Regions from separate parts of the Homo sapiens genome. Here region 2 is linked to region 1. The links are chromatin loops, found by intact Hi-C in ENCODE. Cell type or tissue: OCI-LY7. All regions are shown on one strand. Each heading gives the region's core, and the rest is flanking DNA. Links, peaks and the distances in the headings are about the cores only. Region 1 has its middle 9.6 kb from the start of SNORA75B. Region 2 has its middle 22 kb from the start of LINC02493.

Region 1 (12,685 bases), core at 1,908-9,907:
AATATGGGATGCTTCTAGGAGATGAGGCAAAGCCTGGAGCATTTCTCTCCCCCTTGTGCAAAAATCACCCACTTCCTAGATAAAAATTGCTTATTAATTGCTTTTGAACATATTTTATTCTTTATTTTTAGGAACCAGTTTATAAATTATAACCTGATTTACAGTTCCATTTTTAAACTAGTAATACATATCAGAATAATCGTTGTTTTCTCCTCCCTTTTTGGATTCACATGTACTTTTTTCAAGTTTCATTCTCTCCTTCATCCTTTCCTCTCTTTCTTCCTCTCTTCCTCCATTCCTTCCTTCCTTCCCTCCTTTCTTCCTTCTTTCATTTCTGTTTTAATATTGCAGGAAAAAGCCATGGAACAAAAAAGAGGAAATTGAGAGTTGGGTGCTCCCTTGTTCAGACCTTGAGATGACAAAATTGTGATAAGTGACAGAAGCTGTAACCTACACCCACAATACTCATTTGACCCCTTAAAAACTACTGAGCACAAGAGAGAATAACCTTGGTCTTCATTGTTGTTTCTTAAAATTTCAACCCACCTTTACAATTGTGGACTATGGAGGTAAAGCAGGAAAGAGGGAGAAGACCCACAGTCTGTTTCTGATCAATATCAGCTATCAGTCCAAATAATTCCCACCAATTACCTCTTTTTTCCTCTGTATTCATTTCTGTATCTGAGTTTTTCAGATGATAGCTTCAAGTTTCTTCATTTTATAAAAAGCAGGCTTCTTTTAATATGGGCTTGTGTTTGTGAAGCACGGATTTTACATAGGTCTCTTTTTAAAAAGAATATTTCTGACCTAGTGTTGAATCACTGGACATGGTACAGTGTGATTGGAACCCTCAGATTCCTTTGCATTACAACATGACTGCTCTTTAGGATATGTTAACTATTCACCTTTTGCCCTGGCTTTGCATAAAGAATTTGAAGTGTGCTTAAAACCATGCCAGTGTACAGTATTTTCCATCTCCTGGAAATCTATGTCAAAGGAGTCTCATTGCCTTGAGAATGTGTTTAGTTTTCAGCCTGGGAGGATGGAAACCATACAGGCTCTAGAGCCCACCAGATCTGGGTTTGAGGCACTGCTGTGTGACCATGGACAGGTAAAGTCACATCTCTGACTATCTTCACAGGGCAGTTTGAGGACAGAATGAGATATCATGGAAACAGCTCTTAGCTCAACGTCTGATGTGTATGTAGCTCGGGCCTCAAAATGAATCTCCTAATTCAAAAATAATAAAGATGTATATGAAGTTAATCTTTATCTTTGCAGTCTCGCTCCCTCCCTATCTTTTCCCTCTTTATCCTTGGAATAGTTTTTATAAAATGCAAATCAGATTATATTGTGTCCTCGCTGTACTGGGTTAAATTGGGTCCCTCCAAAATTCACTTCCATGTGGAACCTGGGAATATGACTTTTTGGAAATAGGGTCTTTTTGGATGTAATCAACTTAATAATAAAGTCATAGTGGATCATGGTGGCTCTGAAATTCACTGTGACTGGTGGTTTTACAAGAGAGAGATTTGGACAGAGATACCTACAGAGAGAAGGCCATCTGATGACAGAGGGAGGGTTTGGAGTGATGTGTCTATAAGTCAAGGAACACCAAAGATTGCTGACAGCCAGCAGAAGCTAGGAAGAGGCTAGGAGGGATTCTCCTCTCGAGCTTTCAGAGGGAGCACGGCCCTCACCATACCTTTGTTTCAGACTTCTGGCCCTCAGGACTATTAGAAAATGCTTTTCTGTTGTATTAAGCCACTTGGTTTGTGGTTAATTTGTTACAGTGGCCCTAGGAGATTAACACACCTGCTTAAAATCCTGCTGTGGTTCTTCCTGTCATTAAAGTGAGGTCCAGGGTCCTCAACCTTGCTCAAGTCCCCTAGGATCTGCTCCCTGGTGGTATCCCCATTCATTTATCTGAACTTGAGGCTCCATTGGTCCTGACAGCTTTCAATCTGCCAGGTAGAGCTCTGTTTTACCCTTGAGGTGGCACCATCTGCCCATCTCTTCTTAGAACATGCTCTCTCACCAGTCACCTGGTTAACTAGAGGTATCAGCTAAATGTCCTTTCCTCAGAGGTCTTTCCAATACATAGATTGTGTAAGCATCCCTTCAAGTACTCTTACAATGCTCTTCAACATTTCTCCAGTTACTTAGTAGGAAGGTTGGTCTTTCCTGCTAGACTCTAAGCTCAAAGAGGTAACAACGAATTCCTTTTCTTGCTCACTGCTGTGTTCCTGTGTCCCAGCATGGCATCTGGCATTGTGCATGCCCACGGTTAGTATGAATTGAATGGTGCAATGAATGAATGACCGAGGAAATAACTGTTTGGCATATGGTTAAAACTCTTAGTAAGATTTGGTGAGATGTTGAAATCCTGCCGATAGATTCAGAGATAAATTAATTGCTAATTTGCAATTTGAGTTGATTACCATTAGCCAAAAGTGATAGTGATTTTGACTGGTTTCATGAAATACAGAACCAAAGCCCTCCCCCTTCCCATTTGATTGTCTATGTTTAACTAAAAATTAATATATGCTCATTGTAAAAAATTAAAATATTTCAGCCTGGGCAACCTTATCTCTACAAAAAATGCAAAATTTAGCCAGGTGTGGTGGTGTACCCCTGTAGTCCCAGCTACTAGGGAGGCTGAGGTGGGAGGATTGTTTGAACCCAGGAGGCTGAGGCTGCAGTGAGCCATAAGCATGCCACTGCACTCCAGCCTGAATGACAGAACAAGGCTCTGTCTAAAAAAAAAAAATTAAAGTTCAATGAACAGTAAGTTTTCCTTACATGTCGGAACCATGTCTCCCACTGCCTTCCTTAGAAGCAACAACTATGACTTTCTTTTGTAGCCAAGTAGAGATATTTTAAGCATACAAAATGCATATTATACACAATGTTTTGCAGTTTGCTTTGTTCATTTAAAATATACCATAGAGGCCGGGCATGGTGGCTCACGCCTGTAATCCCATCACTTTGGGAGGCTGAGGTGGGCAGATCACGAGGTCAGGAGATCGAGACCATCCTGGCTAACGTGGTGAAACCCCATCTCTACGAAAAATACAAAAAATTAGCCGGGCGTGGTGGCAGGCGCCTATAGTCCCAGCTACTCGGGAGGCTGGAGCAGGAGAATGGCGTGAACCCGGGAGGCGGAGCTTGCAGTGAGCCGAGATGGCGCCACTGCGCTCCAGCCTGGGCAACAGAGTGAGACTCTGTCTTAAAATGCACCATAGAATTTATTTTATATTGGCATGCATAGATAGATCTCATTCTTTTTTATTGGCTGCAAGATCCTCTATTTTGTTCATGTTCCATGATTTATTTAAGTAGCCCACTAATGTTAGAGATTTACATAGTTTCCCATCTTTTGATATTAGAAACAAAGCCCCAATAAACTGTATTTTTGTGAGACTATAACTGTAGGATAACTTTTTAAAGGTGGCATTGCTATGCGCTTAAAAACGTTATATGGTCAGACTCTAACCCAACCATAAATATATTAGAAGTGACCAATTGCAGAAAGAGAATAACTTTGATAGAAAAAAATTAAAGGTATAAAGAGTGCATGAAGTAGCTATTTGGTGGATTATTACAGATTAACTTTTTGTCTTAGATCTGCCTATTTCTTTTTTTTATGTGGGCCAACAGGGTCTAAAGAAAATGGCTGTTAAGCAAGAGAACCAATAGCTCAGTTAAAAAATGGGCAAAGGACCTGAATAGACATTTTTCAAAAGAAGACATACAAATGGCCAATGGGCATTTGAAAAAATGCTCAGCATCACTAATCATCAGGGAAATGCAAATTAAACCATAATGAGATATCACCTAACACCTGTTAGAAGTGCTATGATCAAAAAGACAAAAGATAACAAGTATTGGCAAGGATGTGGAGAAAAGGGAACCCTTGTATACTGTCAGTGGGAATGTAAATTAGTATAGCCTCTATGGAAAAGAGCATTGAGGTTCCTCAAAAAATTAAAAATAAAACTACCATATGACCCAGCAATTTCACTACTGAATATATATTCAAAGGAAATGAAATTAGTATGTTGATGAGATATCTGCACTCCTGTGTTCATTGCAGTATTATTCACAATGGAAAGACATGGAAACAACCTAAGTGTCCATTGATGGATGAATGGATAAAGGAAATGAGGTATAAATACACGCTGGAATACTATTCAGCCTTAAAAACAAAGGATGTCCTGTCATTGTGACACCATGGATGAACTGGAGGACATTATACTAAATGAAACAAGCCAGGCACAGAAAGACAAATACTGCGTGATCTCACATATGTGGAATCTAAAATGTCCAACTCATAGAAGCTGCCAGCAGAATGGTGGTTGCCAGGACTTGGAGTGGGAGATAAGGAGATATTGGTGAAGTGTTACAAAGTTTCAGGTAGACAGGATGAATAAGTTCTGGAGATCTATTGTACAGCATGGTGACTATACTTAATAATACTGTCTTGTATACTTGAAAATTGCTAAGAGAATAGCTCTAAAATGTTCTCAGTGCAAAAAATAAGTATGTGAGTTGATGCGTATGTTAGTTAGCTTGATTTAAACATTTTACAATGTACACGTATGTCAGAACGTCACATTGTACACTGTAAATATGTACAATTTTCATTTTTCAATTATACCTTAATAAATCTGGAAAAAGAAAAGAGAGAAAAAGCCTTCTAGACAAATTCTGAAATTATGATTCTAATTATTATTATTTTCTTTTATCAGCTATATGGCTAATTTTGATATTGGCTAGATTTTTAATGTAGCATATTAAAGAGGAGAATCAAATTAGTTTAAAAAAGGAGTACTGGCTCAAAACAATTTTGCATTATTAAAAACTAAGCACAAGCAATATCTTGCTTGAATTTCAGAAAGATTTAGTAATTATTTTGAGTTTACTATGCTAATCAGGAGTATGTGTGTCAAAATCCTTTAAAAAAACAGGACATTGGCCAGGTGTGGTGGCTCATGCCTGTAATCCCAGCACTTTGGGAGGCCGAGGTGGGTGGATCATGAGGTGAGGAGATGGAGACCATCCTGGCCAACATGGTGAAATCCCGTCTCTACTAAAAATACAAAAATTAGCCAGGCATGGTGGGGTGTGCCTATAGTCCCAGCTAATGAGGAGGCTGAGGCAGGAGAATAGCTTGAACCCGGGAGGCAGAGGTTGCAGTGAGCTGAGATCATGTCATTGTACTCCAGCCTGGGGTCAGAGAGAGACTCCGTCTCAAAACAAACAGACAAACAAACAACACCAAAAAAACCAGGACATCAACAGAATTGGAAAATTCACAGAACCAAGATTCAAAATACCCAACACAATTTTGAAGACTCAAGATATTTGTAAATCAGAGGATGAAGGAACTGATCCCGAAAAATTAAGACATATTGCAGTGTTCTTGGAGATAGGGGGAATATGCCCATAGAAAAATGGCTAGTTTTCAGGACTAGGAGTGCTAGGAATTTATTTCAATATTCATTGATTAAGCACTCATGATATGTACAGTTTTAGAGTAGAAGAGAGATGACTTTCAACCAGAAGGTGCTGGAACTTGTAATTGAAGACAACTATTTGTAAGGACAAGGAATGTTTTATTCTTTCAAATTCCTACTGAATAAAAAGAAATATAAATTACTAAAAATCATTTTTACCTTAAATGTGTGGCTAACCTTTAACCCAGTAATTCCGTATTTATAAATTTATCCTAAAGGAGACAACCTTGAATATACCCTTGCTCCCCTCAGAAAGGAAAAAAGAGACAAAGATAGATAGACACACCTGCACATGCACATATTATATGTGTGTATATATAGTATATATACATATATACATCTATATATGTGTATGTGTGTGTGTGTGTGTATATATATATATATATATATATATATATATATATATAGAGAGAGAGAGAGAGAGAGAGAGAGAGAGAGAGAGAAATAGGGAAACAGAGAAAGGGTGGATCCCCCTTGCGTTGCCTCTTGGAGATCTGAGTAACCTCTTATGTCTTGTTGTTTGGTTCCTGCTTCCTGTTTCTTTTCATGCAGCTTCCGTTTTTTAAAAAATTTCAATTTCAACTTTTTAATTTTAGAGTCGGGGCTACATGTGCAGGTTTGTTGCCTGGGTATATTTTGTGATTCTGAGTTTTGGGGTATGATTGATTCCATCACCCAGGTAGTGAGTGTAGTACCCAATTGTTAGTTTTTCAACACTTGCCCCTCTTCCTCCCTTTCCCCTTTAGTAGTCCCCAGTGTCTATTGTTCCCATCTTTGTGTCCGTAAGTACCCAAAGTTTAGCTCCCACTTATAAGTGAGACATGATATTTGGTTTTCTGTTCCTGCATTAGTTCACTGAGGATAATGGCTTCCAGCTCCATCTAACTTGCTGCAAAAGACATTATTTCATTTCCTTTTATGGCTGAGTAGTATTCCATAGTGTATATAGACTGTATTTTCTTTATCCAATCCACTGTTGATGGGCATCTGGATTGATTCCATGTCTTTGCTATTGTGAACAGTATGGTGATAAACATATGAGTGTATGCATGTGTCTTTTTGTTAGAATGATTTATTTTTTTTTTAATTTCAATAGTTTTTGGGGAACAGGTGGTGTTTGGTTACATGGATGAGTTCTTTAGTGGTGATTTCGAAGATTTTGGTGCACCCATCACCCAAGCAGTGTACACTCTACCCAATGTGTAGTCTTTTATCCTTCACCCACCTCCTGCACTTCCCCTTGAGTCCCCAAAGTCCACTGTATCATTCTTATGCCTTTGTGTCCTCATAGCTTAGGTCTCACTTATAAGTGAGAACATATGATCTTTGGTTTTCCATTCCTGAGTTACTTCATTTAGAATAATGGTCTCCAGCTCTATCCAGATTGCTGCAAATACCATTATTTCATTCCTTTTTATGGCTAAGTGGTATTCCATTATATATATATATATATATCACATGATTTATTTTTTTTTGGATATATATATCCAGTAATGGGATTGCTGGGTCAAATGTTCTCTTTTTAGTTCTTTGAATAATCTCCAAACTGCTTTTCACAGTGGCTGAGCTAATTTACATTTTCACCAACAGTGTATAAGCATTCCCCTTTCCTTGCAGCCTCACCAACATCTGTTGTTTTCTGACTTTTTAATAATAGCCATTTTGAGTGGCATGAGATGGTAGGTATCTCATTGTGGTTTTGGTTTTCAGTTCTCTGATGACTAACGATGTTGAGCATTTTTTCATGTGTTTGTTGGCTACTTGTATGTCTTCTTTTGAGAAGTATCTATTCTTTTGCCCACTTTTTAATAAGGTTATTTGTTTTTTTTACTTGTTGAGTTGTTTAAATTCCTTATAGATTCTGAATATAGACCATTGTGAGCTGCACAGTTTGCAACTATTTTCTCCCATTCTGTAGGTTGTCTATTTACTCTGTTGGTAGTTTCTTTTGATGTTCAGAAGCCCTTTAGTTTAATTAGGTCTCACTTGTCATTTTTTGTTTTTGTTGCAATTGCTTTTGAGGACTCAGTCAGAATTTTTTTCTCAAGTCTGATTGTTCAGATTGGTATTTCCTGTTTTATTTTTCTAAAATTTTCAGTCTGAGGTTTTACATTTAAATCTTTAATCCATCTTGAGTTAATTCAGTTTCTTACATGTCTTTCAGATATGGGATCTAGCCTCTTCATCTATTCTGGGGTAAAAACACACACACACACACACACAAACAACCCAACAAAAGTGTTATTTAAGAGACAAGATTTGTGGGGACATATTCCCTGCACTGTTCTGTTCTCCTGGATTGGTTTGGTCACCATGTCACTAGGGATCCTCTCCTGACCTGTCCCCACTCAGCACCTACCACCACATCCTGCCCTTGCCTGTTTCTCTGTCTCTCTCTCTTTCTCTCTCTCCCTCTCATCTCTCCTCCATGCTATGTCTTTCACTCTGCCTCTCTAGAACAATGAGAAAATTCATCTTCTTGTTTCAGTAAGTGCAGTAAACGCTTTCTTGAAGTTTTGGGGGCCAGTTGCCATATACCCCTTGGAATCTCAGTGTAACCCCAAGCTCTTAATAAGGGATTTCCCCTTAAAGTTTTTCTCCTAAGAGAAATTTTGACACTATGCATTTGAATAATATTTTATTTTTTTATGCCTCTCTATTTTTAGTAAATATTTGAAAACAATCTAAATGGTCATGAGCAGAAGAATGGCTAGATAAATTTTTATCATAACCTAGATTGACTACTATGCAGTCCTAAAATTATATTTACAAAGATATTCATTCTTCAATTCATGTATTCATTTATTAAGTATGTACTGAGGGCCTATTATGTTTTGAGAGCTATGTTGGTCATGTGAACAAGAGGGACAAAATCCCTGTTATAATCTAACAGGGAGAACAAATGTAAAACTAATATTTTTACATTAACTGATGAAGTGTGGTTTTGATAAGTGCTATAATGAGCAGTAGCAGGTGCTAGGAAATTGTAGAAGGGAACCAGAATTGAACTAGAGAAAGTAAACTTTTAAGGTGGTGTCTGAAGCTCAGTTATCTAGGCAAGGAGGCAGTAAGTGGTAGTGGGGGCGAATTCCAGCAGAGGGAACAGCATTTGTGAAGACCCTGGTGTGGAAAGAAACGGACTGAGTTCAAGGAACAGAAAGAGGGTCAATGAGGCTGGAGTGTGCAGAGCAAAGCAGGGATGACATTAAGTGCAGCTGGAGAAGGTGCCAGGGTCAGAACATGCAGAGCCTTATGGACACATTACCAAATTTGGACTTTTGTCTTAAAAATAGAGGAAAGACATTGATGGTTTTAAGCAACAGGATTACATGAGATTTGAGTGTTTTTTTTTTTGTTGTTGTTGTTTGTTTTGTTTTCTTTTGTTTTGTTTTCTTAACACAGTCTTGCTCTGTCACCCAGGCTGGAGGTGAGATCCTGGCTCACTGCAACCCCTGCCTCCTGGGTTCAAGCAATTCTTGTGCCTCAGCCTCTCAAGTGGTTGGGATTATAGGCATGTGCCACCATGCCTGGCTAATTTTTGTATTTTTAGTGGAGATAGGATTTTGTCATGTTGGCCAGGCTGGTCTTGAACTCCTGGCCCCAAGTGATCTGCCCGTCGCTGCCTCCCAAAGTGCTGGGATTACAGGTGTGAGCCACCGTGCCCAGATGAGATTTGAATTTTAAAAGATCATTCTTGCTGCAGTGTAGAATCAAATGTTAAAGACCAAGAGTATACATAACAGAACCAATTAAAGAGTTACTGAAGGTGTTCTGGCAAGAGATGCTGGTGGGTTAAGCTAGTGCCTCTCAGCCAGAGGTAGTTTTAACCCTCAGTATGCAACCCACACTTTTTGACAATAGATGGAGACTTTTTTTCTGAAATTAATCTAATGACTCCAGCTTTCTTTGACTAATGTTAACAGGATATATTTTTCTCTACCACTTTTCTTTTAACCTGTCTGTGCCTTTGTGTTTAAAATGAGTTTCTTGTAGACAATAAGGTCTTTTTTTATCATTTTTTTAAAAAAACAATTACAATCTCTGTCCTTTAATTGGCATGTTTAAGCCAATTTATATGTAAAGTGATAATTGATATAGTTGAATTACTGTCTGCCATGTTTATCATCATTTTCTTTTTGTTGTACTTTTTTTTGTTTCTTTTTTCTTCTCTTTTTCTGCCTTCTCTGGTTTTAATTGAACATTTTATACCATTCCATTTTCTCTCCACTCATAACTTATCAATTATACTTCAATTGTACTAAAACTTTTTTGTAGTAGCTGGCCTAGCGTTTGCAGTACACATTTACAATGCACCTAAGTCTCTTTTAAGTAACTCTATATTGCTTCATAGGTAACATAGGTATCATATAACAGCACACTCTCAATTTCTCTCTCCCATCCTATAGCATTGCTTTCACTCATTTCACGTATGCATATCCTATAATCACACAACACATTGTTATTACTTTGAACAGTTTTCTATTTGATCAGTTAAGAATAAGAAAAAATAGTTCCAGGTCTTACATTTCAGTCTTTAATCCATCTTGAATTAATTTTTGTATATGGTGAGAGATAAGGCTCCAATTTCATTCTTTTGCATATGGCTATCCAATTTTCCCAGTACCGTTTAATGAGTAATATGTCCTTTCCTCATTGTATAGTTTTGTCAACTTTGTTGAGGATCAGTTGGTGGTAAGTATGTGGCTTTATTTTTGGGTTCTATATTCTGTTCCATTGATCTATGTGTCTATTTTTATACCACTACCATGCTGTTTTGGTTACTATAGCCTTGTAGTATAATTTGAAGTTAGGTAATGTGATGTCTCTAGCTTTTTTCTTTTTGCTTAAGACTGCTTTGGCTATTTGGGCTCTTTTTTGGTTTTGTATGAATTTTAGAATGATATTTTCTAATTCTGTGAAAAAAACATTGGCTGTTTGATAGGTATTGCATTGAATCTGTATATTGCTTTGGGAAATATGGTTGTTTTTAATATTATTGATTCTTCCACTCCATAAGCATGATATATTTTTCCATTTGTTTCTGTCATCTATGATTTCTTTCATCAGTTTTTTTTTGTAGTTCTCTTTGTAGAGATCTCTTACCTAGTTTTTTTTTTGTGGTTATTGTAAAGAGATGAACTCCTGATTTGGTTCTCAGCTTGAACATTATTGACGTATAGAAATGCTACTGATTTTTGTATCCTGTTGATTTTCTGTCCTGAAACTTTACTTCAGTAATTTATCAAGTCTAGTAGTCTTTTGGAGGGGTCTTTATGTTTGTCTGTGTATAAGGTCATGTCATCAGTGACCAGAGATAATTTGATTTTCTCTTTTCCAATTTCGATGCCTTTTATTTCTTTCTCTTGCCTGATTGCTCTGGCTAGACTGGAAACTATAAAAATCCTATAAGAAAATCTAGGAAAAACTCTTCAGGACATTGGCCTAGGCAAAGAATTTATGACTAAGACCTCAAAAGCGAATGCAACGAAAACAAAAATAGACAAATGAGACTTCATTAAACTAAAAAGCTACTGCACAGCAAAGGAAATAATCAACAGAGTAAACACACAAGCTACAGAATGGGAGAAAATACTTCCAAACTATGTATCTGATAAAGGACAAACATCCAGAATATACAAGAAACTCAACTCAATGAGAAAAAAACAAATAACTCCATTAAAAAGTGGGCAAAGGACATGACAAACATTTATCAGAAGAAGGCATACAAGTTCTCAAAAATATATAAAAACAACATCACCAATTATCAGATAAATGCAAATCAAAACCACAATGAGATGCCATCTCATACCAGCCAGAATTGGCTGTTATTATAATTTATTTTATTTTAAGTCCCTGGATACATATGCAGGATGTGCAGGTTTGCTACATAGTTAATTGTGGGCCATGGTGGTTTGCTGCACCTATCAACCCATCAGCTAGGTATTAAGCCCTCCATGTGTTAGCTGTTTATCCTGATGCTCTCCATCCTCCTGCACCTTACCGCCTACAGGCCCCAGTATGTGTTTCCCTCTCTGTGCCCATGTCTTCTCATTGTTCAGCTCCCACTTAAAAGTGAGAACATGCAGTGTTTGGTTTTCTGTTCCTGCATTAGTTGCTGAGGATAATGGCTTCTGGCTCCCTCCATGTCCCCGCAAAAGACATAGTCTCATTCCTTTTTGTGGCTGCATAGTATTCCATGGTGTATATGTAGCACATTTTCTTTATCCAGTCTATCATTGATGGGAATTTGGGTTGACTCCATGTCTTTGCTATTGTGAATAGTGCTGCAATGAACATACGCATGCATGTATCTTTATAATAGAATGATTTATATTCCTTTGGGTATATGTTCAGTAATGGAATTGCTAGGCCAAATGGTATTTCTGGCTTTAGGTCTTTGAGGAATTGCCACACTGTCTTCCACAATGATTGAACTAATTTACATTCCCACTAAGACTGTAAAAGCATTGCTTTTCTCCACAGCCTCGCCAGCATCTGTTGTTTCTTGACTCTTTAATAATGGCCACAGAGTCAAAAAACAGCAGATGCTGGCGAAGATGCAGAGGAGAGGGAATGCTTATACCCTGTTGGTGGGAATGTAAATTAGTACAACCTCTATGGAAAGCAGTATGAAGATTTTTCAATGAACTAAAAATAGAGTTAACATTTGATCCAGCGACTCTAGTATTGAATATCTACCTAAAGGAAAAATATTATATATATATATGTTTATTGCAGCACTATTCACAATAACAAAGTCATAGAATCCACCTAAGTGTCCACCAATGGTGGATTAGATAAAGAAACTTTAATATATATAGACAATGGAATGCTATGCAGTCACAAAAAAGAATGAAATCATGTCTTTTGCAGCAACGTGGAGGAAGCCGGAGTTCATTATTCTAGGTGAAATAACTCGGAAACAGAAAATCAACTACTGCATGTTCTCATTCATAAGTGGGAGCTAAACAGTGGGTACACATGGACATACAAAAGGAAATAATAGACACTGGAGACTCCAAAAGGGGAGAGGTGGGGGTGGTTGAGGGTTGAGAAATTACCTATTGGGTACAATGTTTACTATTCAGGTGATGGGTACACTAGAAGCCCAAACTCCACCAGTAGGCAATATATCCATATAACAAACCACCATGTGCATGCCCTGA
Region 2 (12,685 bases), core at 2,407-10,406, 100 kb after region 1:
TTTGAACTCTGGACTTTTGAGTTAATGCTGAAATGAGTTGAGACTTTGGGGACTGTTGGGAAGGCATAATTGGTTTTAAAATGTAAAGATATGAGATTTGGGAGGGGCCAAGGGTGGAATTATATGGTTTGGCTCTGTGTCCTAACCCAAATCTCACCTGGTGGCTCCCATAATTCCCACATGTTGTGGGAGGAACCTGGTGGGAGATGACTGAATTATGGGGACAGGTCTTTCCTGTGCTATTCTTGTGATGGTGAATGGGTCTCACAAGATCTGAGGGTTTTAAAAATGGGGGGTTCCCTGCACAAGCTCTCTCTTTGCCTGCTGCCATGCACATAAGATGTTAATTGCTCCTCATTGCCTTCCACCATGATTCTGAGGCCTTCGCAGCCATGTGAAACTGTAAGTGCATTAAACCTCTTTTGTAAATTGCCCAGTCTCAGATATGTCTTTTTTGGCATCATGAAAACAGAATAATACACCATGTTATAAAACATGACAATTGATGAACATCCATATACCCATCATCAAGTGTATGGCTTTTGCATTACCTGTAAATTGTTACGTACTTTTTCTCTATCCTCTTCTCCTCTATTTCCTCCTCAGAGGGAACCACTTCTGATGTTTTTTGTTTGTTACTTGTTTTTATCTGAAAACTTTGTTGAATTGCAGCAACAATAGAAAAACAGAAAAATTTGTTGAATTGCAGCAACAATAGAAAAATAGAAAAATTTGTTGGATTGCAGCAACAATAGAAACATTTTAAATTTAAAAATTTTTAACAAAGGTTAACTAACTTTGTGGATATATTTAATAATGTTATACTGCTTTAGGACTTGCTTTTTAAAAAAACTCAACATTATATTTTCCAGAAAACACATTGCTTTTTGTAGCTGCATTTTATTCCTATCCATGGCTATATAATATTCCATTGAGTGAGATCATGATTTGTTATCTATTTTCTTGCCAATAGGTAGTTTCTCCAGTTTTTCTATTATGAACAATGCTTTTGGGAGGATTCATGTATTAGTTTTCACACTGCTATGAAGAACTGCCAGAGACTGGGTAATTTATGAAAGAAAGAGGCTTAATTGACTTACAGTTCCACATGGCTAGGGAGGACTCAGGAAAGTTATAATCATGGCAAAAGGGGAAGCAGGCACCTTCTTCACAAGGTGGCAAGAGAGTGTGAACATGTGAAGGAGGAACTGTCAAACACTTATAAAAGCATCAGATCTTGTGAGAGCTCACTCACTATCATGAGTACAACATGGGGGAACAGCCCCATGATCTAATCACCTCCCACCCAGTTTCTCCCTCGACATGTGGATATTATGGGGATTACAATTCAAGATGAGATATCGGGGGGCACACAGCCAAACCATATCGATTCATGTCATCTAGGTTGTATACTTAAGAATAGAAGAACTGGGGCATTGCCGAAAACTATTTACCATTGTATTTCATCTTTACATTTTAGATATGCCTACCTACTATTCTTTTTTTGCATCTTAGACCTCCCTTCTGGAATCATTTTCCTTTCCCTAAATCATCCTTTAGAAGTTACTAAGTGAGGCCATACACAGTGGCTCACACTTGTAATCCCAGCACTTTGGGAGACCGAGGCAGGTGGACCATTTGAGGCCAGGAATTCGAGACCAGCCTAGCCACCATGGTGAAACCCCATCTCTACTAAAAAATACATAAATTAGCCAAGTGTGGTGGCACGCACCTATAATCCCAGCTACTTGGGAGGCTGAGGCATGATAATCACTTGAACCTGGGAGGTGGAGGTTTCAGTGAGCTGAGATGGCACCATTGCACTCCAGCCTGGGTGACAGAGTGAGAATTGGTCTCAAAAATAATAAGTTACTTAATGAAGACATCACAGTTTCCCATCTCAGCTTTGAAAATGTTGCCAGCTATCACCTTCCCCCAGATTAAAGTTTGAAAAATTATTCTTTGAGGTAAATTGATAACTTAAGAGAAAAGTACTTATGAATAATGACATTTGGGAGTGCCCCTGTCAAAGGGCTGAGTCTTTTGCCCTGTGCCCTCATGTGAAACCTTCAATACCCACAGAGCTGACAATAGCATTTCTCACTTCAGTTTTAAATATGAAAGACAGCCAAGGATATATAGGCACCCATAAAAAAGGGAGTAATCTTTGGAAAAGGAAGACATGGGATTCTGGAAACAGGTTGAATGTGAAGACATTTCCTTAGTAAGTATCGGAAAATTCATCATGAGCAGTACATAGCAGACCTGAAGAGCAGCCATTGGATTGAGCAGCAGAATCGAACCTTCTCGGTGTGATAGATTAAATTATTTGTCTCGAATTCTCCTCCCCTTTTTGCAGACACATCATTGGCACACTCTTATGGTGGGGGAGCTTGGCTTTGAGCTTGCCCATGCGACTTCCTTGGGCATATGGCATGCGGGTTGAAGTAGGAGTTGCCAGCTCTCATTCTAGGTCTCAAGGGATTTGTGTTTCTTATTTCTTTCTCTTGCTTCTATAATCACCATGTAAAGCCCACTAGCTGGCTGGTCCTGGGAGGAAAATGAGATACACATGGTGCAGAGTCAAGCCTGCAGATCCATGAAATTAATGGTAACCTTTTAAGGCAATTGAGCTTTACTGAAGAAATAGCTAACCAATACGAGTAGAGATATGATGGAGATACTATACATCTCCTGATGTGCAAGGAGGAAATACATTATGTGATCCACTTGTAAATAGTATTTTGTAATGTAAACATCAAATACTGATTTAACCAAAATTGAGATACAATAGTTATGTTAGGAGGACAGGGATGCAAAGTGAGTTGATGTGTGTGTGTGTGTGCATGCACACGCTAGTGGGGATTATTTACAAGGGTAAAATACTCTTTTTTCAAAATAGAAAATTGTGAAGAAAAATAGTTTCTCAGTAATATATGTTTTTTTCTTTCATAGTAAGAGAATCTTAGCTAATAGTATGGCTTCTCACTGTAAGGACCAGAGTTCCCAACCTCACCTGCAGTGAGATGGGGCCATTACACTAAGTTCTAAACAATAAGATATAAGTGGAAATAATCCATACATTTCCTGAGTTATATTCTTTTTTTTTTTTTGAGATGGAGTCTCGGTCTGTCGCCCAGGCTGGAGTGCAGTGGCGCGATCTCGGCTCACTGCAAGCTCCGCCTCCCGAGCTCACACCATTCTCCTGCCTCAGCCTCCCAAGTACCTGGGTTATATTCTTAAAGGGAAGCAACAAGCTCCCATTCTCGTCTCCCCATCCCATTGGATGAATTGTGGTCATGGTGATAGCCTGCCTTAGATCAGGTGATTAAGGGTCCTTCTAACTTGATGCTCTGCCATCTGTTACGAAGAAAAACCATTCTTTATTTTAAGGCACTGTCATTTTATTGTCTGTTACAGTATCCAAACCTATATCCTAAGTCAGAAGCGAAAAAGTAACGTATGAAGTCGAACAATCAAGAATGAGTGGTATAAGATATTATTTAGAAATATTTCATTAAATACCAGAAGAAATACTTAGAAGACTTAAAAAAATGTTGCCACAGGGAAGTCTTAAATTTGTAGGGAGAGATAGAATAGGGAACCAGTTATTTGTGCTTTTAAACTATGTACATACATTATTCCCATGAAAATTACATTAAAAATATTTCCCACACAGATTAATACACAATTTTATAATTTGTGATTGCTGTCACCTTGAGTGAATTATGTTCCAACATAGAAAATTGTGATTTAAGGTATTAGAGAAAACACCAAGATAGCAAGAGTTTCATCTGAAACCATACAGCTGCTGACAAAAGTTTGATCAACGACATCACTCTCATGTTTGTAAGCCAAAAGCATACATATATTATAGACTAGAGGATGGTTTCAAAACAACTAGACTATTACATGACAGTCAAGAAATTTGAAAAAAAGTGTTTTGATGCAACTGTGGATTATCACTTCAGGGGTAAATGAAGCACTTACTGGGCATTGTAAGGCTGTAGACCTACTTGCCTGAAGTGTGATCATGATTTAAAATATATATATGGCCCACTTGTGACATGAAATGAAAAATGTTGCATTAGCCTCAGCCACGTTGGAAGAGATGAGAATGTTAATAAGACATTTTGCTGATGTTACTCTTTGGAAACACAGCCTCTTCATATATTGCTTTTACTTAAAAACATGCCTAATACAGCCCCAGTTTTTTAAACTCAGCTTTTAGATGAGCAGGAAATCTAGGAATTCAAAAATAATCAAGGCAATGTGGACAAATGAATTGTTATTCACCAGAGAAAGAGAATCTTAGAATCTTGCAGTATTAGATTTGGAAGGGCCCTTAGATTTAATTTCCTGCAACTGCTTCATTTTTTTAAAAAAAAGGGAGGCCAAATCATGGTAGTTACTGGCTTGGAGTCACTCTGTGACTTAAAGGCACTTCTTCCAGATGAAGAGAGTGAAACACAGAAGCCACAGAGCAAGAGACCGACAAAATAAAAAAAGAGAAGACCATGCCTTGTCTCTCTCCCTGGGGATAGGTCTCTGGTCCACAGGTCAGGCTTGATGTGAGGCATGATTCAGGGCAGGGAGAAGATTTACACTGAGTGAGAAGTTGGAGTTTTCATTTAATTTTTTAAATTTTAATTGTTAACTTTTATATTAAGTTCAGGGGTACAAGTACAGGTTTATTACATAGATAAACTTGTGTCATGGAGGTTTGTTGTACCAATTATTTTATCACCCAGATATTAAGCCTACTACTCATAGGTTGTTTTTTCAGATCCTCTCCCTCCTCCCACCCCCAACCCTTTGAAGGGTCCTATGTGTGTTGTTCCCCTCTTTATCCATGCATTCTCTTCATTCAGCTCCCACTTGAATGTGAGAACATGCGGTATTTGGTTTTCTGTTCCTGTGTTAGTTTGCTACAGATAATGGTAAAGTTTTGATTTTAAAAAGACTAGACTTTTAAATATGTGAAAGTGAATCACAGAGAACTCCAGGAGATTGCTCTTCTAACTAAAAAGTCTTTCGGAATACATGCAGTATGCCATGAAATGTGGTCCAAGGGCAAGCACGGGAGGCCTAACCAGGAGCGGTTGACGGCAGTGATGTAGGAAAAAGAAAACTCTTGCCTAATGGCCATGAGTTCCACACACTCAACAAATCAGTTCATTTGTCTACAACTCATCTCACCTGTGTGCATCCTGCAGCACACCAGGTGGTTGATCTTGGCATTCAGAGAGGTAAGAAGGACACGTGGAGGAGGGAGAAGCAGAGAATGTGGAGTTCAGTTTGCCAATGTTGAGTTTGAGAGATGTGTGGAATATCCACCAGTAGGGATAGTCCTACTCGCAAATGATGAGTAGGGAGTACACTTTCACTTTCTCCTTTAACTCTAAAGCTTAGGAGAAAAGTTTGCAATGGAAGTAGAATTTGAAAGAGACATTCTGTTTTCCATGGTAATTGAAATCATGAAAGGTGATGGCAAATTTCAGAGAGAATACGTAGGTGAGAAGAGAAGAGGCTGAAGATACAGGCCTGAGAGATGGAGACATTTGAAGGGTGAATGAAGAGCAACCCATACTGGAAGATGGGAATGTGTGGCCAGAGATAGAAGAAAAACCAGAAGGAGAAATGTCACAGGACCTGGGAAAAGAAAATGTTTTAAAGAGGAGGAGTTGTGAATAGTGTCGAATGGAGCAAATAAGTAAAAACTGAAGGCTTTGGATTTGGTAAAAGTAAAGTTATTCATGACCTTGGTATGAGACTGTGAGAGAAGTGGAGAGGGTGGAAACACAATATTGAGGGTTGATATGTAGTTTTTAAGATGAGAGGAACTTGAGCACTGTGTTAGTTCATTCTCACACTGCTATGAGGACATATCCAAGACTGGGTAATTTATAAAGAAAAAGAGGTTTAATGGACTCACAGTTCCACATGGCTGGGGAGGCCTCACAATCATGGCAGAAGGTGAAGGAGGAGCAAAGGCACATCTTACATGACAGCAGGCAAGAGAGCATGTGCAGGAGAACTGCCCTTTATAAAACCATCAGATCTCATGAGACTTATTCACTGTCATGAGAACAACATGGGAAACACCCACCCCCATTATTCAATTACCTCCCACAGGGTCCCTCCCATGACAGGTTGGGATTATGGGAGCTACAGTTCAAGATAAGATTTGGGTGGGGACACAGCCAAACCATATCAAGCATGTTTGAAGCTACCAGGAAGCAACTGTAGTTAAGAGAGAGATTACATTGAAAGTAAGAGGGGTTATAGGTGATGGTGTAAGATCCTCAAAAAGGCACAGTGAGACAGGATTAGGAGTCCAAGTGGGAGGAATTAACCCTAAATTTTCAAGAATAGGAGGGATGCATCTTCTTAAACAGGGAACAGAGAAAGAGTTGGTGTGGAGTCATCATGATTATAGTTTTAGCTATTAGTAATAGTAACACACTTGGGCCTCATTAACAAAGGTATGCCATCAACGTCAAAGGAGGTGACAACCTCACTAAACTGTGATCTGGCCAGATGTTCTGGGCAATGCTGTGTGCAGTTTGGATGGCACATCTTCAGTGGGAGATTGACCACCTGGAGGGTTTACTTAGAGGAGTTAAGCCCTGATGATAGTGTCTGAAAATGATTGAAGAACAAGTAAATGTTAGCTTGGAGGAATGCAAATTTGGCAGAGATGCAATCATGGTTTTAAAAGATCTAAAGTAGAGGTCACGGTTGGTCTGTTTTAATATTAGAGGGCAGATATAGGCAATGAGTAGAAGTTATAGGGGGCAAACCTCTTTTCGTGATATAGTATGACTAGAATTTAAGCGTGAACTGACTTTTTTTTTAAGGAATATTAGGGAAAGTGGTGAAAGCTAGCCAAGGTTCCACAGAGAATTTAGGACTACATAAATGTTTCATTCAAAAAGTATTGAGTTTTTATCATGTGCCAGATACTGTGCTGGGTTCTGGCCACACAATCTGAATCAGGCAATTAGCCTGGAACTAAGTGTGGGAAACAGACATATAAAAAGATACTTAAAATACAACCAGCTGCACTTGGCATAGCACACACCATTCTAGAAGATAGCCATAACTATTAATAAAATATTAATGCATTCTATTTATTTATTCATATATCTCACCACAAACACAATTAAGAATTTCATTCTTCTCAGATACAGCATTTTATGGGCCCAATGATAGAACTCTTTAAAGAAAAACACATGGTTGCTCACCACTAATATCAGGTTTTGAAAGGCAGAAGTAAAATTATTTCAGAAGTTTCTGTTCTAATTCTGTGAGAATCAGAAGGAGCACAGGTGCTATATTCAAAATAATTCACTGAACTGAAAAAGAGATGGAGTAATAGATGCCTAGAAATTACACGAAGGCTGTGTAAACACTTCCTAACTACCTGTCATCTATTCGTGTCAATATTTATAAGTCAACAGACATGGTTTTCACGCAATGCCTGCATGTTCATTGGTTAAAGTAATTGGGAGAAACAAAGCCCAACTGAATCTGGAAAATCACGTGAGGGTTTTATGTAATATATCTAAATTTAGTGCAGATACCAACAGATACCTGGGAACATGAGATCAGAGAGTAGAGGTTCCTAATCCAAGCCTGCTGTGGAGTGTGGAGGAAGAGGAGCAGGCTTGAGAGGTGCCTGCAAAGGCACGGAATGGAACCAGTCAGATGGATGGGAGGGAGGGTCCAGGAAAGGGAGACCACAAAGATAAAGTCATGGGTGAACTGACATAGAATGTGTGTGTGTGTGTGTGAACGCGTGTGTGTGTGAACGCGTGTGTATGTATACACCTTTACACCGTGAGCAGTTCAGCAGTTCTGTAGATCAAAAATATGAGGAAAGGTTTCAGTGATGAAATAGATAAAATGGTCTTTAGAGCCTAGTTGAAGTTGAGAGTCATTTGAAGAGATCAGAGTGGGCAAGACTGGGATTAGAGAAACCCTGCCTGTGGTCAGGGTCCAGAAAAAGGTGACAGTACCCAGACCACTGCAGTGAACCAAGGGTAGGGAAAGAAAATGACTTAGAGAAATGCCTGACACTTGGTTTTGAAGGTGATATGATTCAGCTGTGTCCACACCCAAATCTCATCTTGAATTGTAGTTCCCATAATCCCCACGTGTCATGGGAGGGAAGTGGTGGGAGGTAATTACATCATGGGGCAGTTACCTCCATGCTGTTCTCATGATAGTGAGTGAGTCCTCACGAGATCTGATGGTTTTATAAGAGGCTTTTCTCCCTTTGATTGGCACTGCTCTCTCCTGCTGCTTTGTGAAGAAGGACATGTTTGCTTCCCTTTCTGCCATGACTGCAAGTTTCCTGAGGCCTTCCCAGCCATGAGGAACTATGAATCAATTAAACCTCTTTTCGTTAGAAATTTCCCAGTCTTGGGTATTTCTTCATAGTAGCCTGAGAATGGACTAATACAGAGATGCTGTAGGATTTTGGATTTTGCAGTAGAGGAAAGAGCATTGATCAGAGTTTCAGGAAATAAACACAGTATCATTCTGGTTTGCCCGATGTGACCACATGTATTCCTGTGGCAGACCCATTCACCTACTATGCCTCAGTTTCTTACTTGCTTGCAGTCTCAGTTACCACTGCAAAATGGGGCAACCTAAGGAGAAGACAGCAAAGGTTCCTTCAAGCACAACAGTTCATGAGTATATTGTTTTCAGCTCTGGATAAGCAAAGCACAGTAACACCTTCATTCAGAATTTCTAATTACAAATATTTGAGACCAACAACGTGTCAGACACTGTGCTGTGATAAATATTTTCCTGCTTTTAGAGGGGCAGATTAGGTCCTCGTCCCCAGAACAAGCTTATTCCCCTCCCTGCTGGAGAGGAGATTTTCACCTTCATGCTTATTCTCCTAGGAACCAGAACCATTAGGCATGATTAAAACCAGGTCTTATCTGGAGTTGAAGCTGGTGCTCTGAGATGAAAATACTAGGTTCTGTGAAATAAACTTATTGTAAGGATAAAAGAACTCACAGAATGCTGGCCCTGACCTAGCAACTCATCTGTACTCAAAGTGAGCCATTAAGAATCATCATTTATCTTCATTGCGGTAATTTGTCCTTTTATGAAAGAATTTCTGGATGTGTGCTTTTACCACTCTTAGAAAGCTGGTAGTTTTGACAAATTCACAAAATAGGTTTCTAATTCCATTCTGCTCCTATCGCATCCCAGTAATTCTCACATTATTTCTGGAAGATTAGCAGACACACAGTTGTAGTGAGATAATTAGTATTCATAGGAGATAATAACATCAAGGGGTTTTGTTGCTCTTAGAATCTAAATGAAAATACAAGGATAGCAAAAGCTGGATTTGTGGTAATTTCTTGGCACAAATTGAGTGCTTGTTTAAATTTTAATGTCACAGATGAGATTGTGTAATGCAAACATGTTGGATAAGTCACTGACAGGAAAGTAGACTTTGTTTACTTTATCCTTAGTGTCCTACCTGTAAACAAAGGCATTGCTCTTTTTGCAGAACTCCCGTTCTGCTATGAAATGGTTAATCTTGAGAACTGTTTCAGGCAATAAAATACTGACTGGAATCTTTCCGACAATACTTTACTTCTTGATTTTTTTTTATGACTAATTGAAATGAAAGCCTGGGGAAGCTTAATGTGAAGGAAACACTATGTGCTCTGTGCGGTGATTCTGTGAAGGGGTGTATGTGGTGGGGAGCTCTCTGCTCTGGAATTTTAAGTTAGAGATCTAACTGAAGAATCAATATTTCAATTAGATGCTGTAGTGGGTTTGGGATTACTGTTACTGTAGCTGAAAGATTGCTAGGTATTTTCTTGGGAGGAGTCATTACTGTGAGCTGTTTTTTTATTTTCTTTTTAATCATTGCTCCCAGAGTCTGTCTACTTTGTCTGAGTTTGAACCACTGAAGTGGCCAGCTAGAAAAGACCCAGAAATGTAAATTATTATTACTTCCCTAAAGGCTGCTAACATCTGCAGCAGCCATTTGAGGGAAAGTCACCATTGTCTATTATTTTGTAACATCCTAGGATCTGTGACCCTTTGAACTGGGAGGACCAGTCCCACCATTTTTTTTTTTTTTTCGAATAGTGCTTCCACTGATCACCTGGAGGTGTGGTCAGTGAGAAAGTGACAAGGCACGGTGTGGGTGGACCTCCTCCCCTTACCCTGGATTCAGTCAACTAGAGTAACTCCCCTTTCATCTATTTTATATGTTGAGTTTATGTGAGATTTGATTTCCAAGATAATTTCATTATCTATGAGTGAAACATGATTAATGCCAAGTCAACCTTTCTGACTTTCCTCACAGATGGTCATCCAGGTCCTACTGAGCCACTTCTAGGGTAGGGCATTCAGGAATTTGTCATTTTAAGTAAAGTCACCACTAGCACCACCACCAACCAAATGGTTTACTTCTCAGAATTTGAAATATTTGAACCAAGATAGTCTCATCTGACTTTGAAAGCTTTTCATCCTCAGAACCACATTTTGTCACCAAATGCTATTTTCTTAGTATGGCCAAGAATAACCATACAAATTAGTTATGATCATCCTGGGAATAAATGGAATGTTTTTCCCTCTTCCTTCTGATTTTTCCAAAAGAGGCTCAGTAACTGCATGAAGCAATCACTCCTCCCGTCCTTTTCATCTGTGTTTCTTTCAATATTTATGGAGTTTTTAGCAATAGTGTATCACACAATTTAGACCATGATCTGAGAGAGTTGTTCGGAAATGTTTGTTCCTATCCAACAATCTTATATGGCCAAAATTACTACTCCATGAGTACTGGTTTTGCATCCTTGGTATAATGAAAGCAAAGAGCATTGGCTGAATTGTATAAAATGATATTTTTGTGTATCTGTTTTTTCTACTAGTTCTTTGAGAGCAGGAATTATATTTTAGTCAACTACCCCCATCCCCTAGAGCACTGCCTAATCACAATAGGTGCTTAATAAATGCAGTTTTAAAATCTGGAATCAGAGCACCTGTGTTTAAGTCTCTTCCAAGACATTTACTTGCTGTTTGACCATCAGTGAAACATTTCATTCCCTGAGCTTCTACTTCCTTACATGTAACTTAGTGAAAATAAGAGTATTACCTCAGGTTGTTGAAAGAATTGAATGAAAGACCATGAAACACTGTCAAAAGCCTGAGAGAAGAAATAAACAGATTATCTGAAGAATTCATAGTCTAAGAATTTATCAAGATATTTAAAACTTTGTCCTAGGATCAAATTGAATCATAGAAAGGCCATGTACTTGCAACATATTACTCAGCCTCTCACAGAATGTCTTTAATGAAACTATTGTTAATTATAACTTTTCAGTTATTTTGGTGTATATTGAAATATACTATAAAAACAGTTAAAAGGATCTTGCAAATGTATTACTTAAAGGAATGTTGACAAGGAAGATATTCTACTATGATGCTCAGAACTCCCTATATACTCATTATATATCTAGTGTCATGAAAAAATTAAATTTTTAAAGAACTATTACAGTTTGATATTTGGGAATGATCTAACTATGTCTCCATTTTTCCTTTGGCTGCTGGTAAGCTCAGAATCAAATTTGAGGCTCAATTAGAGAAAATACAATTTTCCACCAAAAACAATAAGGATAATTGATCTGATTATTCTTTTTGGTTTGCAGTATTTGTGCTTTTGTATTACATCGTCTTGATTTATTTTTTAAACTATGCTTTTATCTACTATGGAATTTCACATTCATGGGAGATATTTTTAAATTGTTTCATTGAATGTTTCTCAAATTACTTGTGGAACAAAAAAATTAACTTGATACTTAAGATAGCTGAATATAAAATAACATTTTGAGAAATTTAAGTATCTATGGTGGAAATGGCTAGCACCTGGCCCATCTTATAAAAAATGCAGAACAAAATTGAAATTGATCCTAACAGATATCTTACTGTTAGAATTTGGGATGAAATTTCTGCCAGCTATAAGATTGATTATGTTGGATTAAAAAAATTAGAGATATACCCATGAATCATTAAATAAAACCAACGGGCTCTGCCTGGCTGATAAATTATAATTCGCTGTCACATTCTTAGAGATTCATCTCCATAAATAAGTGCTGAATGTAGGAGCTGTGGCTGGGAGAACATTTATTCCATTGACTCATAGTGCCAGTGGTCTAGGTGTGGACATCTTCCTTGTAGTAGGCATTGTGTGTGTGTACGTTGGGGGAATGATATTTAATATCCAACCTCTTCCTCTTTAGGGATAGCTCACACGATGTGTATAGATTTGGTGGGATGCAGACTGCTTACTACCATATGAAAAATGAAATCTGGGAGGTTCTTATGACAGCCCCTAGTAGCTTAGAGCATGAGCACATAATTTAAGTTGATCCAAAATGCATGCAACCTGAGACTCTTGATTATTTTGAGAATAGAATAAAATCTCAGAGATTTTTCTGGATAGTGAAGTGCATAGAACTTCCACAGCTGCAAACAAAATCCAACTGAAAACAAAGTGGAAACAGAGGTGTTTAGAGATGTGGTCCTACTAAACCTGAAACCCGACCCTGTCTTTGTTATTATGTTACTTGTACCCAAAGCACCCTAGCTGGCATAATCCTCACTCCATAAGTCCAATAGATTTATGTATCTAAATATATAAAGG

What was found. Hi-C counts contacts between places; a loop is a spot of excess contacts. Peaks named below come from ENCODE experiments on the same cell type or tissue, not always from the same donor. Only the 100,000 strongest peaks of a DNase experiment are listed, where the experiment ranks them.
Region 2: a loop joins it to region 1, with 2.3 times the contacts of the local background. A loop is called at or near these places in 1 of 110 quality-filtered maps.

The regions. Positions count from the first base shown.
Region 1 is chr4:17,304,977-17,317,661 of GRCh38, reverse strand. No RefSeq gene overlaps it. Among named protein-coding and RNA genes, the nearest start is that of SNORA75B, 9.6 kb to the left of the region's middle. In OCI-LY7, for the core only: no CTCF peak of the experiment used is centred there; a DNase peak (open chromatin) is centred at 6,021; H3K27ac peaks cover 322 bases.
Region 2 is chr4:17,201,882-17,214,566 of GRCh38, reverse strand. No RefSeq gene overlaps it. Among named protein-coding and RNA genes, the nearest start is that of LINC02493, 22 kb to the right of the region's middle. In OCI-LY7, for the core only: no CTCF peak of the experiment used is centred there; a DNase peak (open chromatin) is centred at 7,316; H3K27ac peaks cover 591 bases.